Regions from separate parts of the Homo sapiens genome. Here region 1 is linked to region 2. Evidence: chromatin loops called from intact Hi-C (ENCODE). Cell type or tissue: HCT116. All regions are shown on one strand. Each heading gives the region's core, and the rest is flanking DNA. Links, peaks and the distances in the headings are about the cores only.

Region 1 (2,816 bases), core at 268-2,767, 120 kb before region 2:
CTAAAATTCTCTTTTTTGGTTGTGTCTCTGCCCGGCTTTGGTATCAGGATGATGCTGGCCTCATAAAATGAGTTAGGGAGGATTCCCTCTTTTTCTATTGATTGGAATAGTTTCAGAAGGAATGGTACCAGTTCCTCCTTGTACCTCTGGTAGAATTCGGCTGTGAATCCATCTGGTCCTGGACTCTTTTTGGTTGGTAAGCTATTAATTATTGCCACAATTTCAGAGCCTGTTATTGGTCTATTCAGAGAGTCAACTTCTTCCTGGTTTAGTCTTGGGAGGGTGTATGTGTCGAGGAATTTAACCATTTCTTCTAGATTTTCTAGTTTCTTTGCGTAGAGGCGTTTGTAGTATTCTCTGATGATAGTTTGTATTTCTGTGGGATTGGTGGTGATATCCCCTTTATCATTTTTTATTGCGTCTATTTGATTCTTCTCTCTTTTCTGAAGAAGAAAATCTTTAAATGCACCATAGTTATATGATTTGAAAAGAAAATGTACACTACAATGTAGCTGTTCAATAATTCTTAATAAAACTTCTCATTACCTTGATTTATAAATTGGTAGGATTTGTTCTCATCAGAATGTTTTAAAAAATCTATAAAAATAGAAGAAAAGTATCCTCTCATAAAGCTTTATGGGCACTAACAGCAGTTGGAACTTCTCTTACTACTGCCTCATCACTGGTTATATATAAGTTTTAGTACAAAGACTATAAATCTGGCTGGGCTCATGCTCATAATCTCAGCACTTTCGGAGGCAGAGGCGGGAGGATTGTTTAAAGGCAGGATTTAGAAACCAGCCTGAGCAACAAAGTGAGACCCTGTCTTAAAAAAAAAAAAAAAAAAAGAGGCAAATGACCATCTCTGTGACTATCTATCTATCTGTCTATCTATCTATATTTTTCCTTTATTTTTATTTTAAGAGACAGGGTCTCATTGTATCATCTAGGCTGGAGTGGAGTGGTGTAATAGATCACTGCAGCCTTGAACTCCTGGGCTCAAGCGATCCTCCCACCTCAGTCTCCAGAGTAGCTGGTTCTACAGGTACACACCATTGTGCCTGGCTAATTTTTGTATTTTTTTTTGTAGAGATGGGGTCTCACTGTGTTGCCTACGCTGGTCTCACACACCTAGCCTCAAGCTTCCTCCTGTTCCACCCTCCTTAAGTGCTAAGATTACAGTCGTGAGCCACCTCACTAAGCTTCTCTGACTATGTTATTATAGGGTTATTTTAAAGTACACATTATAGGGCCGGGTGGGGTGGCTTACGCCTGTAATCCCAGCACTTTGGGAGGCTGAGGCAGGCAGATCATTTGAGGCCAGGAGTTTGAGACCAACCTGGCCAACATGGTGAAACCCTGTTGGTAGTAGTCTCTACTAAAAATACAAAAATTAGCTGGGCCTGGTGGTGGGTGCCTGTAATCCCAGCTACTTGGGAGGCTGAGACATGAGAATCACTTGAGTCTGGGAGGTGGAGGTTGCAGTGATCTGATATCACACCACTGCACTCCATCCTGCGTGACAGAGGGAGACTGTCTCAAAAAAAAAGTACATATTATAAACTAACAGTGTTCAAGTTCAAGACTGATATGATTGCAGTACAAAGAATGCCCGTTTTGGGGTGCTGGTGACAAGGTTTTACTTACTTACTTGGCATGGGTCCTTTCTATGATTTAATTACATCACCGAGTTACAGCGAGTGTTAGACTATTCTTAATGCAGTTGCATTTTGCCAGGTGTATGTATACTTCTGCTTGTCTCAGGAATGTTCAGAAACACTTAAAAAATTGAGGTATTATCTCATATCACGGACTTTTTTCTTTCCTAATCTAATACAGTTGGCCCTTCATACCTGTGCTCTCTGGATTCATGGATTTAGCCAACTGTAAATCAAAAATATTTAAAAAATAATAATACAAATAATAAAACAATAGCATAACCACTGTTTACATAGCCTGTACATTGTATTAAGTATTATAAGTAACCTAGAGACAATTTGTCTATGGGAGGATGTTCATAGATTGTATGTAAATACTATACAATTTTATATAAGGGATTTGAGTGTCTGGATTTGGAATCTGAGGGGGGTTCCTGGAACCAAGCCCCTGCAGATACCAAGGGACAACTGTACTTTAATTAGAGATTTAGTGCTTTATAATACTGCCTAAAAGGACTTAAAAAGGTAGATAAGGATAGACGGTGAGTCTCTTTCAGTGACAATCTGGGTATCTTCATCATGTTACATATAATTCTGTGTTATTTAATATAGGAATATGCCCCGTGATAACTATGGAATTTTTTTTTTTTTTTTTTGAGACAGAGTGTTGCCCTGTCTCCCAAGCGGGAGTGCAATGGCGCAATCTGGGCTCACAGCAACCTACGCCTCCTGGGTTCAAGCAATTCTCCTGCCTCAGCCTCCCAAGTAGCTGGGATTACAGGCGCCTGCCACCACGCCCGGCTAACTTTTGTATTTTTAGTAGAGACGGGGTTTCGCCTTGTTGGCCATGCTGGTCTCGAACTCCTGACCTTAGGTGATCCGCCCACCTTGGCCTCCCGAAGTGCTGAGATTACAGGCGTGAGCCACCACGCCCAGCCGATAACTATGGATTTTTAGTGATGTAGTAGTAGAATACTAGTATATGTATAGAAAGTTGCCTACACAAAATCCCCGTCTAATCATGAATCATTCTTTTTTTTTTTTGAGGCAGAGTTTTGCTCTTGTTGCTCAGGCTGGAGTGCAATGGCGCATTCTCGGGTCACCGTAACTTCCACCTCAATTCCACAAGCAATTCTCCTGCCTCAGCCTCCTGAGTAG
Region 2 (2,816 bases), core at 265-2,764:
GTGTGCAATGTGGTAAACAGCAGGTCTTGATTATTATATGAACTTATTACTCTTTGAACCACTAAATAACTACAAGTAGTCCAAGGGTCCTCAGCTAAAATTAAAACTTTGAAATTCCAAAGTTTAAAAAGTCCAAGAATCACAAAGCAAATGGACTTACGGGACTAAAGTTCAGCAAAGTCCAAAGCACACCATGTTATGTGACAATGCTACAAGTAAGCTCTTTCTCAGAGGCCTGGATTAGTCTCATTGATCTATGAACTGTCAGTGCCTGGTACCAGGCTGGCTCTCCAAAAGTGTCCAATGATAGAATGAGAAAAGTGGATGAAATCATGCTTTCAGTGGATGCAAAGGATGGGGAATAAAATGGGATATAAATTTTGTATCCTGAGCGTCATGCATATCACTCCATGAAATTCCAAGAAAATTTATTTCCTTTGCTTTTTTTTTTTTAACTTGTATTTTAGATTTGAGGGTGCATGTGCAAGTTGGTTTCCTTTTCATGCTGCCATCTATAACCATATACTTTTCTTTGTTCTTAGAAGGGCCTTCAAAGTGAGTGGGTTCCTGCTATTACTCAAATTACATGGGAAAGATTTTTCATTTTTCAATTTCTTTACCTTTCATTGTTGCATATACTTGCTCATCATTCTCGCCTAAACCCAACATTATAGATGTTTTAGAAATAACATCAGGCTGAACCTTCTTGGCATGTTTCAGTACACGTAGGGACTGATCAAAATTGGCCCGAGGATCACGAACCTTACTGGAAAACAGCAGGACTGTTGTCAGCAAGAATTACAAGTTCAACCAAGTACATAGTTATGCAAGCAACCTGAAAGACCAGAGAAGTACATTCTGCACATTATCTTAAATCACATAGTTCAAAGGTAGCATTTATGCACAGATGCCTGTTAATTTAGGAAAGAAAAGGCCTCACTGGGCTCCCTAGTTCTATCTCAAGCCTGGGGCAGAGAAAAGTAGAATGGAAGAAATTACTTCAGTTTATGCATTGAGAAACCAGAATTCTGAAGCGAAAAATTAGAAGAGAAAGGAAAAAAAGCAGAAGTAAGAGAGTCTCCATACTGAACAAAGAAAAAAATAAGCTGAACCCACATGTCAGAGGGTTGAAACTTTCAAGTTCATTTCTTTTCTGAAGACTAAGCTGCCCTCTGCTGGTAAGTATACAACACTGCCACATATTAGGTAAAGAAATGCATGATTCTGGAATTTTCACTGGAAAGGATCATGTTTTTAAGTGAAACCAGGGAAACTGGCACCCACTGGTGGTGGTATCATGATGAGGTTGGAACAGGCTGTGTCCTAGACTTCAACAATGGCCAAACCACCATGGCTTAAATGACTTATCCTTTAAGCCAAAAGGCCAGAAAGCTTCTGATGTTAAACTGGATTTCATTTCAATTCTAATGCAGCTTTATTTTCTGTAATTGTTTTTCATTGGAGACTAGTTAACAGGAAAGAGAAGAAACAAATTTATGAACTTAAAAGTAACTGAAACTGACATTATAGAAATCACTTTTTAACAGAATTTCTCCACTGAAATTAAGTTATGGTCTCTACTGTTTATGATTTAGTGAAAATGGTGGTTATTGTTTACTGTAACTTCTTTCAGGCTCTATGACACAGATCATATGTAGAAGCTAATAAAATCACTGCTAAATGCTAAAATTAAAGAAAAAAATGATATTACTCTTGCCCGAAGCTTAAAATGTTCATTTTTCTAAAATTTGAATGGATGTGGATAACAATCCTTACTTTTTTTCTTACATCAGTGTTACTTGCCAATGATTAGTCTTAATTACTGAAATTATTAGGAATAAGAAAGCATAGTGTCTACTTTTTTTAAAAAGTACATCTGAATGATATGAGTTTTTTTCTTTTTTTTTTTTTTTGAGACAAAGTTTTGCTGTCGCCCAGGATGGAGTACCATGGCACTATCTCGGCTCACCGCAACCTTCGCCTCCCGGGTTCAAGCAATTCTCCTGCCTCAGCCTCCAGAGTAGCTGGAATTACAGGTCTGCACCTAGCTAAAATTTTTTGTATATTTAGTAGAGATGGGGTTTCATCATGTTGGCCAGACTGGTCTTGAACTCCCAACCTCAGGTAATCCGCCCGCCTCGGCCTCCCAAAGTGCTAGGATTATAGGCGTGAGCCACGAGTTTTTCTTCTGCATCATTTATTACACATATTAGTGCTGAATATATATATATAAATATATATGAATATATATAATATAAAAAAATATATATATATATATATATTTTTTTTTTCCTTTCTCTTTCTAGATGGAGTTTCGCTCTTTTTGCCCAAGCTGGAGTGCAATGGCGCAATCTCACCTCACTGCAACCTCCGCCTCCCGAGTTCAAGTGATTCTTCTCCTGCTTCAGCCTACCGAGTAGCTGGGATTACAGGCATGTGCCACCACGCCTGGCTATCTTGTATTTTTAGTAGAGACGGGGTTTCTCCATGTTGGTCAGGCTGGTCTCGAACTCCCAACCTCAGGTAATCTGCCTGCCTCTGCCTCCCAAAGTGCTGAGATTACAGGCGTGAGCCACAGCATCCAGCCAAATATATTTTTGAAGTCTTTTCTTTAGAATTACAACCAAAGCAATTGCTCTAGTGTAATTTTTTCCCTCCTTTGAAAACTTTATTTGTGGGGAGGGGGAAACAAACAACTTATTGAAATTTGCAGTATGATATTATTTTAAAACAAAAGAAAAAAGATGTTAATTATTTGTGGGTATTAAAACACACACAGTAACTTAGTAATATGAGTTACTAACATCTTAATGTTT

What was found. Peaks named below come from ENCODE experiments on the same cell type or tissue, not always from the same donor. Only the 100,000 strongest peaks of a DNase experiment are listed, where the experiment ranks them.
Region 1: a loop joins it to region 2, with 4 times the contacts of the local background. A loop is called at or near these places in 10 of 110 quality-filtered maps.

What each region holds. Positions count from the first base shown.
Region 1 is chr4:39,590,300-39,593,115 of GRCh38, reverse strand. The region is part of intron 2 of SMIM14 (small integral membrane protein 14); the gene reads left to right. UGDH-AS1 (UGDH antisense RNA 1) reads right to left here. Exons shown (of 5, transcript NR_047679.1): 5 at 1-443. Among named protein-coding and RNA genes, the nearest start is that of SMIM14, 47 kb to the left of the region's middle. In HCT116, for the core only: a CTCF peak has its summit at 1,587; a DNase peak (open chromatin) is centred at 1,609.
Region 2 is chr4:39,467,969-39,470,784 of GRCh38, reverse strand. It overlaps LIAS (lipoic acid synthetase), which reads right to left. Exons shown (of 11, transcript NM_006859.4): 8 at 621-766. Among named protein-coding and RNA genes, the nearest start is that of LIAS, 10 kb to the right of the region's middle. In HCT116, for the core only: CTCF peaks have their summits at 1,012 and 1,219 (motif pointing left); a DNase peak (open chromatin) is centred at 1,254; H3K27ac peaks cover 619 bases.